Linked DNA regions of Homo sapiens: region 1 is linked to region 2. The links are chromatin loops, found by intact Hi-C in ENCODE. Cell type or tissue: PC-3. All regions are shown on one strand. Each heading gives the region's core, and the rest is flanking DNA. Links, peaks and the distances in the headings are about the cores only.

Evidence for each region. Peaks named below come from ENCODE experiments on the same cell type or tissue, not always from the same donor. Only the 100,000 strongest peaks of a DNase experiment are listed, where the experiment ranks them.
Region 1: a loop joins it to region 2, with 3 times the contacts of the local background. A loop is called at or near these places in 1 of 110 quality-filtered maps.

The regions. Positions count from the first base shown.
Region 1 is chr5:88,961,926-88,967,311 of GRCh38, reverse strand. It overlaps MEF2C-AS1 (MEF2C antisense RNA 1), which reads right to left. Exons shown (of 10, transcript NR_136219.1): 3 at 1,397-1,471. Among named protein-coding and RNA genes, the nearest start is that of MEF2C-AS1, 81 kb to the right of the region's middle. In PC-3, for the core only: no CTCF peak of the experiment used is centred there; a DNase peak (open chromatin) is centred at 2,321; H3K4me3 peaks cover 420 bases; H3K27ac peaks cover 2,535 bases.
Region 2 is chr5:89,032,423-89,037,808 of GRCh38, reverse strand. The region is part of intron 3 of MEF2C-AS1 (MEF2C antisense RNA 1); the gene reads right to left. Among named protein-coding and RNA genes, the nearest start is that of MEF2C-AS1, 150 kb to the right of the region's middle. In PC-3, for the core only: no CTCF peak of the experiment used is centred there; DNase peaks (open chromatin) are centred at 508, 1,378 and 2,998; H3K4me3 peaks cover 469 bases; H3K27ac peaks cover 3,645 bases.

The DNA of each region.
Region 1 (5,386 bases), core at 307-5,306, 71 kb after region 2:
CTGGAGAAAAGAAATTCAAGTATATCCCTGGCTCAGAAAGAAATAATGAATCATTTTTATATTTAAGACTTACAGAGTAAATTGTCTATTTCATCACATATATGAAAACATAAAACAAATGTGAACAATAAGTCTTAGTTATAAATCTCACAATTAAATTATTGTAGCATTTCCAACACAAAAAATATTATCTTCATAAATAATTTTAAATAGCCATACAATAAGTTGCTCTCATCATGGTCCAACAGAGTAATAAAGAGTACACGTTTAAGAGATTTTTTGTCTTGCTATGGTAATTTACTGCATGTCAGGTATGATAGTAGGCAACAAGTGTGAAGAAACAAGTGTGAGGAAGACCACACCCTCGTTATAAGAAATTCACAGACTAGAAGAAAGACTAATGCATTAAAAATGTCCACCACTGGGCTAGTAAAGGCCCCTGTCAGGTGACACCTAGACTGCTACTACCAACTATGCTTATTGCCTCCAGACTCACCCCCTCTCATCCACCTTCTACACTGATTACTAAACTAAAACTAATATGACCATGGCACCTGCTTGCATTGAACGTGCTGCTGGCTTCTAGTAAACTTCAATACTAATTTCTAATATTTTAACCTGATAATCTGCTCTCTGCCTACTTCTCCATCCTTCCTTCTAAATATTCTCCCCTTGTTAACTTCATACTCCAGTACCTCAAACTATATCACATTTTTCCCCACCTCCTGAGCCCTTGCCCATGCTTTCCTTTCTCTCTGGCACCCTTCCTATCTCATCTGCCTGCAAAACTCTCGTCCATTCTTTGAAATCCTGCTAAGTTATTCGCTAAGATATTCATCTCTTCTGTAAGGTCTTTCTTGCCCATCCCTGTTTAGTGAACCACTCACATGCTTATTTATATAAATTCCATTTTCAGCCGTACTTCTATAATGGCGCATATGACATTGGTCTAAAATTACTTACTTTGAATCTTGTCTCTAACACCACACTCTGAGCACCTGGTACTGTGACTGGAACATTGTGGACAATGAACAAATGAAATAACTGAACCAACTCAAATTTGGATCAGTCGTATAATGATATGTACTGACCTTGATTAGGGGCCAGCACAGTGGCTTTATTGCCTAATGAACTAGACTTTTCTTAGGACTCAAATGCAAAGTTGTTAAAAGGCCCTTCTAATTAACTCAAAAACAGATAAGGCAGTTTGAAGGAGAGCTGGCTGTGAATTTGGCTCCGAGTTTATGTACTAGAATCTGAGGGGTCCTGAGAGGTTCAAAGCGTCCAAGTCCTATAAGGAATTGCGGATTGGAAGACAAAATTAGCTAACACTACTGAGAAGACAAACAAGAAATCCCTGCAGCATGGCCGACAATCATCTGCACTTTGTTTATACCTTAGGATCCGTTTTTTTCACATGGCTTCCATGTTCTTCTGTCTTCCCCCAAAGGCATATTCATGTTTAGAGAACCTGTAATAAAAATATTAGATAAACAATAACAAGGACTGCTTTTCATTTACTGGAAATTCACACAATTTATATAAATATATAAACATCCAGGAAGAATATTAACCAAATACTTTCCCCACTGAAATGAAATTACTTTCTTACTTGATTTTTTTTTTTTTTCTGAGACAGGGTCTTGCTTTATCACCCAGACTGGAGTGCAGTGGCGCGATCTCTGGTCATTGCAACCTTTGCCTCCCAGACTACAGGTGCATGCCAGCACGCCCAGCTAATTTTTGTATTTGTAGTAGAGATGGGGTTTCACCATGTTGCCCAGGCTGGTCTCGAACTCCTGAGTTCAAGCAATTCACCTGCCTTGGCCTCCCAAAGTGCTGGGATAACAGGCCTGAGCCACCGCACCCAGCCTCAAACTTGATCATTTTTTTAAAAGCAAAAACTTAGACTATTTTCAGAATTTTTATTATTCCTAAATATAATTGAATGGAAAATATTTAAATTAATTTCTCCTTAGCACCACAATCACATCTTGATTCTTATATCCTAGTAATTAATGGTTCTTCACCTCCACCACTGTCACTACCACTAGTAGTTGGACACTCTTAGGATCTTCTTATCTATCCCAGAGATCAATTTTAGTTGGTTTATGTACACTAGACTCTCAGTTTTCAAGGCTTACATACACAACAAGAAATCTAGTCCAACTGGATATACTTTGTGATCTTGATTCTACATGCACCAAGAGACAAACTACTGAACAGCCCATTCCAAGCCAAGTCGTATGGTTTCTGACCATCCATTCACTCATTCAGCAAATATTTATTTAGTGAGCTTCTACTGAGGGTCAAGCACTGAACTACACATTGTAAACACTTAGATACAAAGAGCACCCATTGCATTCAGAGATGTCCCTGGTGAATTCACAATTACAAATCCCCAAGGTAAATGCTATGTTAAAAGATGCTGGAGGATGAGAGGGCTCCAGGGAAGATTCCCAAGGAAACTTCACAGAAAAGGTCATGCTGAAATAAGTTTTCAAAGATGAGTAACTGGCCAAATAATAGAGAAGGGAATTCCAAGCAGCAGGAACCACAGATGCTACAGCATGAAAGCATGGGCCTGAAGGTGCTTTTAGAAAACTCCAGGCTTTAGATGCAGTTGGAGCCTTGGTGTACACAGGGGTAAAGAGAGAAATGAAGCTGGACTAAAAGACAGGCCCTGATGGTCAACAGCCTCTTACGCCATGTCTAGATTTTTACGCTAAAATTGATCGAGAGCCACTTTAGACATTTCAGCGAGTGGCTTCATCAGATTGGTGTTTCAGAAAAATCATTCTGGCCAAAGTGTAAATGACTCAGGGGAGCCAGAGGGTTACTACAGTAATTCAGGTGAGATAGGGAATACTAAAAAATGAATCTGTTGAGGAGAGAATATGATGAGGTCAGTGTTGGGGTAACCTGGGATAGCTGCTAGAAAATTGACTAGAGCACACTTCTTGGTTTATATGGTATACAGTTTACCCTTGCAGCCCTCAAAACAGCATGCATTTCAGTCTGGGCCACACACTCTCACTGCACGGTCTGCAGACGTAGTAAACTAGTCAACAGCACTCACTGTAAGCTGCTGCTAACTCTAGACTTGTAGTTTTGTAGTTTTGAAATTGTTGGCTATACTTGAATTTTCCACATTGCAAAATTTGCTTTTTGAATTTTACTCATTTTGATTTAGCCTTGAATCACAGCAAAACAAAACAAAAACAAACAAACAAACAAAAAACCAACTGTGTTCTAGTTGTCTTGCTTACTGGGAAATCTGGTGGAAGAAAGAAAAAAAGCCAGAGAAATCCTTCCCCTTGACTATGTTTATTGGCCAGCGCTCCACAGGGCATACCAAGAAGGTAAGAACAGGAGGAGTGGGTGTCAATCTTCTCTTCTAGGGGTGCCCAAGAGTGGAGGACTGTGGTCCTTGGTGTTTTGGTTCAGTCTGTTAACATATAGAAAATTAATAGGAAGCCACACAGCTTTGAAAAGTATGTTACAAAGTCCTTTGCTATAATTTCTTATAGGAAAATTATTTTGATAAGTGAATTTTTGGATTATTCATGTTTCTCTAATAATTATTCCATTTCATATGTCAAGGAGTTACTATACATGTGTGTGTCTGGAAATAAGGGAAAAGATCTAAGCTAGAGATATTCAATTACAACTCAATTTAAAAAAAAAAGTAACGGACTTTTTTTCTTATTTTATTTTTTACTTTAAGTTCTAGGGTACATGTGCACAACATGCAGGTTTGTTACATATGTATACATGTGCCATGTTGGTTTGCTGCACCCATTAACTCATCATTTACATTAGGTATTTCTCCTAATGCTATCCCTCTCCCCTCCCCCCTCCCCCCACCTCAAGACAGGCCCCGGTGTGTGATGTTCCCCACCCTGTGTCCAAGTTTTCTCATGGTTCAATTCCCACCTATGAGTGAGAACATGCGGTGTTTGGTTTTCTGTCCTTGTGATAGTTTGCTCAGGATGATGGTTTCTAGCTTCATGCATGTCCCTACAAAGGACATGAACTCACAGTAAAGGACATTTTTTATCCCATACTCTTTTTGCATGTGAAAGAAGAATTGTCTCTAACTCTATCTTAAAGGTGAACGACCAAAATAAATATATGGATGTGAGTATCAAATATTCCACATAATACGCTTTAATAACTAAACAAGTATTTGGTTTTTTTTTTAATTTAGTGATCAAAAGCCAGACTCAGTCTGACACATTTTCTGATGTGAACGGATATAAAAAGTTCAGCAATTCATACACTTTATAAATTTCATTATGTTTAAAATATGATTAACTCCAAAACTTTGATCTCCAACCAAAAGAAAATACTTCATGGAATCTTGAATTAACAGGCAACATTAAAGTGATAAGATTTTATAAGTCTAAGATTCTATTCAGAATAGTAAAAAATAAACTAATGAAACTATGTGAACTACTAGCTCATTAAAATTTTTAACTTATAAACATGTAGTATGCAAAAATTAAAGGTTATTTTTGATGATTTCAATTGGTACACTAAGAAAATGCTGAGTTATTGAGTATTATTCTATGTTCATAAAACCCCAAAGTGTAAATACATTTTATATCTTCATAAAAACACCTTATATAAAAGACCAATATGAAGTAACACAAGAAATCAGCACATTTTCTACCTCTTGATAGCAGTGACTAGAAATAGAATTCTTGAAAAAAAATAAATAAAATAAAACTAGCTTCTTAGTTAGCAACTTTGGAGTTTTCCGGTATGTTATGTGGTTGGACTACTGCTGGAGTGTCTGGGTTGGGTTGACCACCCATCTAGCGCTCAATCCACATGCCCAGTTTTGTGGGTGTCTTTCTGCTCTTATGTTTTTAAAGTCATATTTGATTTTTCACTGACCTCCTGTTATGATGACCTTTGAAGCAAAAACATTACTATTCTCCCCATGAGCTATGTGTGATGTTGTAAATGTGATTTAAGTATTGGGCAGAGGGTTAAAAAAAAAAATCCATGTAGGAAACCAAACAAATTTTGGGGAAAATGCAAAAATTTAAACCTCTGAGAATTTCCCAGGAGCCACACACTATTTCCACAGTTTGAAAAGAATGTAGTAAGAAGTTTTACAAAATGGAGACTATTGAAAATGAGTAACAGAAAGAAAAGGGAAATGTAATTCATTTGTTGAACAAAATAAAAGACAGTGTTTTGAAAACTACATTTAATAATGCCTAGACGTACTCCAAGTGGTACCACATGGCTTCTTAGGGCAACTAGGGTTTGGTCTCGCCTTAATGATGACATGTGGAATATTAAAGTCAGGAAAAGGCTCAGAAGCCATGTAGGACTTCTTTGTTGTTGCTGTTGTTGTTGTTTGAGACAGTCT
Region 2 (5,386 bases), core at 52-5,051:
CAGTGGCTCATTCCTACAATCCAAACACTTTGGGAAGCTGAGGTGGGAGGATCACTTGAGCCCAGGAGTTTGAGACCAGCTTGGGCAACAAAGTGAGATCCTGTCTCTACAAATAATGATAATAGTAGCCATTTTAAAATTATGAGTAACGTACATATCCTCCAGACACTTACGCTTGACCCAGCAGAAAAGACATGCATATATTAAAATGAAGGAATACAGTGAGAAATGGCAGAGGCCATAAATAGCAAATGTCCCTGCCTTGTATCTAGCCAGTAATAGTCTTGGATATGCTGCTTTCTGGAATGTCATCAGTAAGATATCAGAGGGAAATTCACAAGTTAGGTGAAGGGACGTATGATCTGGGAGACAGGAATAACCACTCACCTAAGTGCTGAATCACAGCGATTCCCCAAAGCTAGACAAAAGGGAAGAACAAATAAGAAGGAGCTGTTTGCAGAAGGACTGGCCCTGACTGGGGCTCCCTTCTCATGGCACAAATATGTTGATTATGTATCTCCAACCAGGCTGAGGGAAAGACGTTTAGAACATTTCCTTAGACAATGGTCCAATTGAGAGGTCACTTCCTGCCACTTTCCATCCCCTGAGGGGGAATCCCATACTGGCTCCCGGTACACAGTGATGGCTGTTGAAAGCCAGGGTTCCGAACAAATGCCTGCTTGCCAGAGTCATAGGCTTCTAACTTTGAGGGTAAGAGATGAATTACACATGAGTATTCATGCTAAAATGTCCACTCAAATATAATGCAATCTGTACAGTTTTTCCATTCACATCGTTGCAAAGTAACTGTCAGTGTTTTCCTATGCTTCGTTTACTCTATATTTTTTCATATCATCTGAAAAACAGAAATTCATTGCTCCCAAATGAGCAACATTTTGAACTCAACCCTGACCCTCACATGTAAAAATCTGTGCCGTTGAAAAGAAACATAAAGTGTTTTGTTGTTTTGTTCTGTCTCTTCCCCTGAAAGCCATCCAAGGGCAGAATCCTGTTGCCTGCATTCACAATGAAGATGACATGGAAAGAACATGGTATTTTAGACAGAGCTTTCAAAAAAATCCATATAAGGGCAAAAAGAAACATTTGATGCTGAATTCTTTCCTAATTTAAGACATTGAGTCCAGTTTTAATTTTTTATTTTTTCGAATAAAGGAATAAGAATTTTAAGGCAAAATGCTCCTGGGATTTCTTGTGTGAGCTGAAAGAAGTGATGAGCAAACATTGTCCAAATCACTGAAGGAATTCCAGACAACCTAAATGTCCCCTTTGTGTGCGTGGTCAGCACCAGCCTGCACAAAAGATCTTGTCCTCTCTGGCACCCTCGTCTTCATCACTTGCGTCTCGGCATAACTCCATACTCTAGAATTTTAAACATATTTGTGTGTTGTTTTGCAACTGCTGCCAAGTTACTTCATAAGAACATTGCATAACCTGATATGATGCTTATCATAGCAGATGATCCGCACTAGAATCACCTGAGGTTTCATTAAAATGCAGATTTCTGGCTGGGTGCAATGGCTCATGCCTGAGATGCCACTACTTTAGTAGGCCAAGGCAGGACGACTGCCTGAGCCCAGGAGTTCAAGACCAGCCTGGGCAATATAACAAGACTTTGTCTCCATACACACACACAAAAATTCTTCAAAAATCAGCTGGGTGCAGTGGCAGGCACCCCTTTAGTTATAGCTACCAAGGAGGCTGAAGTGGGAGGATCGCTTGAGTCCAGGAGTTTGAGGTTGTAATGAGCCACAATCATGCCACTGCACTCCAGCTTGGGCAACAGAGAGAGACCTCAACTCAATTAAAAAAAAAATCCACCCAATGTAGAGTATCTATTTAAGGGGCCTGGGTATCTGCCCTCTAAGAAGACAATCCTGGGGTTTGCAACCACTTTGTAAAGAATGCTGGACTTTGAACTCTAATCTTAGTTCCACCATTAAACGTTCACTGTGGACTTTCAGTCAGTCATTTAAGTTCTGTGCCTCAGTTTTTTCAACTGTTACATAGGGTTATTGTGAGGTAATATATGGAGAAGTACTCATATATATAAAAAAATCATGTATGCACCTGTGAATTCCTTAGTGAGATGATAAACTATGAGACCCAGGAATCTCTTTAGAGTATTTTCCTATTGGCAATGTCATATTTGTAGCTAGATTTCTGTAAATAGCTGATTAATAAACTATATAGCATATTACAAGTGTTAGAAGCATTTGCACCCTGATACCTTGAGAAATTCAATTAGCCCTCAGGAGTCCAGACCAGTATAGGATTTACCTTGGCACCTTTAACACTAACCAGGGTCTTCCCTGGGACTTGCAGTTTAATTAATTATCAGAGTTGTCTCACAAAGTTCATAAGGTGGACATGTAAGGCCTCTTTGCCAATTTATATAACTGCCAACGGAAAAACAACTCATGAAGCCTGATAAGTCAAGTTGCCCTACCCAACAGAAGATTAGAGTAAAAAGTTTTGTTTTTAATTTTAAAAAGTTTTATTCAGGACAGTCTTAATCAGTTTGGGCTGCTATAACAAAAGTATCATAGACTGGGTGGCTTAAACAACAAAAATTTATTTCTCAGTTCTGTAGGCTGGGAAGTTTGAGATCAGCATGCCAGCTGATTCAGCTCCTGGTGAGGGCCCTCTTTGTGATTTTCCTTGCTGTATCCTCACATAGCAGAGAGAGAGGACTCTGGTCCTTTCCTCTTCTTATAAGAGCACTAATCCCATTATAGGGCCCCCCTCATAATCTCACGGAATTTTAAGTACCTCCCAAAGACTTCACCTCCAAATGCCATCACACTGGGGGCATGAATGGGGAGAGGACACAAACAGTCCATAGCAAGGACATTCTTTTATGCTTTCTCATGTCAAATATTTGAGAACTATATGATATCCCTATTTCACAAACAAATAAACTGAATCATAGGGAAGTTAAGTGGCTTGTGATATGTCTGTCTCCAGGAGATGGAAAGACCTGCCAAAGGGTGGAGCTGACTGCATGGGCCTGCAGGGTACCCAGAGAGTGCTGAGGCTGTCAGCTGATGGTCACCACGGTGACTCATTTCTGCTCTGTTCCAGGGCTGACCAACTCTCTTTTTCTGAATGACATATTTATTTCTTTAAATATGTTGTTTTAATTCTGATTTAGGTCAATTGTATTGGCTCTGAAGACGTCTTGTGAAGTCAGTGTTACCTCAAGTTCATTTTATATGGTAAAAGGATGAACTCTTTTTTACATGAATAGTTACACATTTATGATCATGGTTATTAGGAAAATATATATAACCAGTATGTCAAATCCTAATTTCAAAAATAGTATTACAAACATGAGGTTAATAACTTAAAATGATGAATTCATATAAAGTTAATTTAGTGAAAAACATTAAATAATTGTTTAGGTATTACAGAGATATCAACAATTTGTGGAAAAAGTTTACCAATAACAGAAGCTTGGGCTGGGCGTGGTGGCTCACACCTGGAATTGCAGCACTTTGGGAGGCCAAGGCAGGCAGATCACTTGAGGTCAGGAGTTTGAGACCAGCCTGTCCAACATTGTGAAACCCCGTCTCTCCTAAACATACAAAAATTATCCAGGCATGGTGGCGCATGCCTGTAATCTCAGCTACTCAGAGGCTGAGGTAGCAGAATTGCTTGAACCTGGAAGGCAGAGGTTGCAGTGAGGCAAGCTTGCACCACTGCACTCCAGCCTGGGTGACCAGAGTGAGATTCTGTCTCAAAAAAAAAAAAAAAAAGAGAGAGAGAGAAAAGAAAATAACAGAAGCTTGGGAAAGATGGCTTTAAATTGACTTTGTATACCTTTCTCTATTCCACTATGAGTTGACTTTTTAGTTAACTTTGAGAAAAGAATATGCATTTATTTTGAAGTTCTTCAGGGAGTGCCTCAAGGTAGCTTCTTTGAGCCAACAACATATATGACCTCATCTGATTTTAAAATGCTGATTATATGACCCTAAATCACACAAAATATAAAGATAGTAGTAATAGCTCCTTTTATTGACTATTAGCATGAATTTACACACTGTTCTAGTCATTTCATGCATACTATTGTTCATTATCAGAAGAACTCCTGTAAGACAGGTATCGTTATCCCCAATTTACAGGTGTGGAAACTGAGACTGTAAAAATGGAAAACTCCCTACAGCCCCATAACTTACTACATGTCAGTGCAAAAAACCTAAGCAAAGCTGTCACTTCCTTAAGCCCTTGTTCTTTTTCCAATACAAGTTACCTCTCTATATTAAATTTCCTAAAATATATTGCAAAAGTATTTTTAAATGCCTTACATAGTAAAGTTTTGGTGAGTATACTGTACTTGTTGAAAATCCAGAGGCTGTGGGGTGTGTGTGTGTGTGTGTATGTGTACTGAATTGATTCCGTTTTTAACTGGGTCATCTTTGGAGTGGTCTTGTCAACCAACGGTCAATACCTATCCCCAATCAGGGTCAATCAGATTTTCTTTCTTAGAAATCTAAGCTGAAGACTACTTGGCTAAAGAAAAGAGAGAACATGTAAATGTGGATGCTGTGAGAAAGTAGATGGAATGAAGGATGAAGAAGCAGAGAGAATACTGAAGCAGAGGTACACCTAGAAGCAGAGAGGGGAGAGAGAGAGAGAGACAGAGAGAGAGAGAGAGAGAGAAAGAGAGAGAGAGAGAGAGAGATCCCATCCAGATTCCTAGATGCAGTCCCTCATGAGGCCCAGTTGTTCCATCTCCTACCCTGGTGCTCTGTGTGGTATACTTATAATAAATTCTTATGCTTTAATTAAGCTAATCTGACATGAGTCCCTGTTACAACCAAACAGTGTTAATACAGTTGCAACATTGGAAAGAAATGTCTCCTTAAAAATGCTTTCCAATAAATAACCATGAACACTTCAGTTTCAGGTGATCATCTACTGGTAGTGACTGTATGACAGATCATTTCAGTTAGTTCTAAAAGTCAAATGCAGTCCACTTGACTACACTGTAATAAGTACACATAATACACAGATAAATGACTAAGATTCTTTGATGGGTTTGATTAAATTGCCTATATTTGCACCACAAAGACATTCAAATGAGAAAATGATACATACACCCCCTAAAAGAGCAGAGTCACAAAAGATGGCCTTTACGTATCAAATAAACCCCAGTTTGTCTCCTGTAGTTCCCTTTGAGTTGCTTTCTCCACTCATCCTGCCTTAACCATTCTTACCAGAAACTCCAGAATATTTTTTTGCCCAGACAAAACTAGAAGCAGATTTAGCAACAAAAGCATGTGTGTTTAAAAATGGCCCCTTACTTAGCATGTGTTAATACGATGGTGCATACCAGAGGAACAAAATAAAATAATCACAAGAA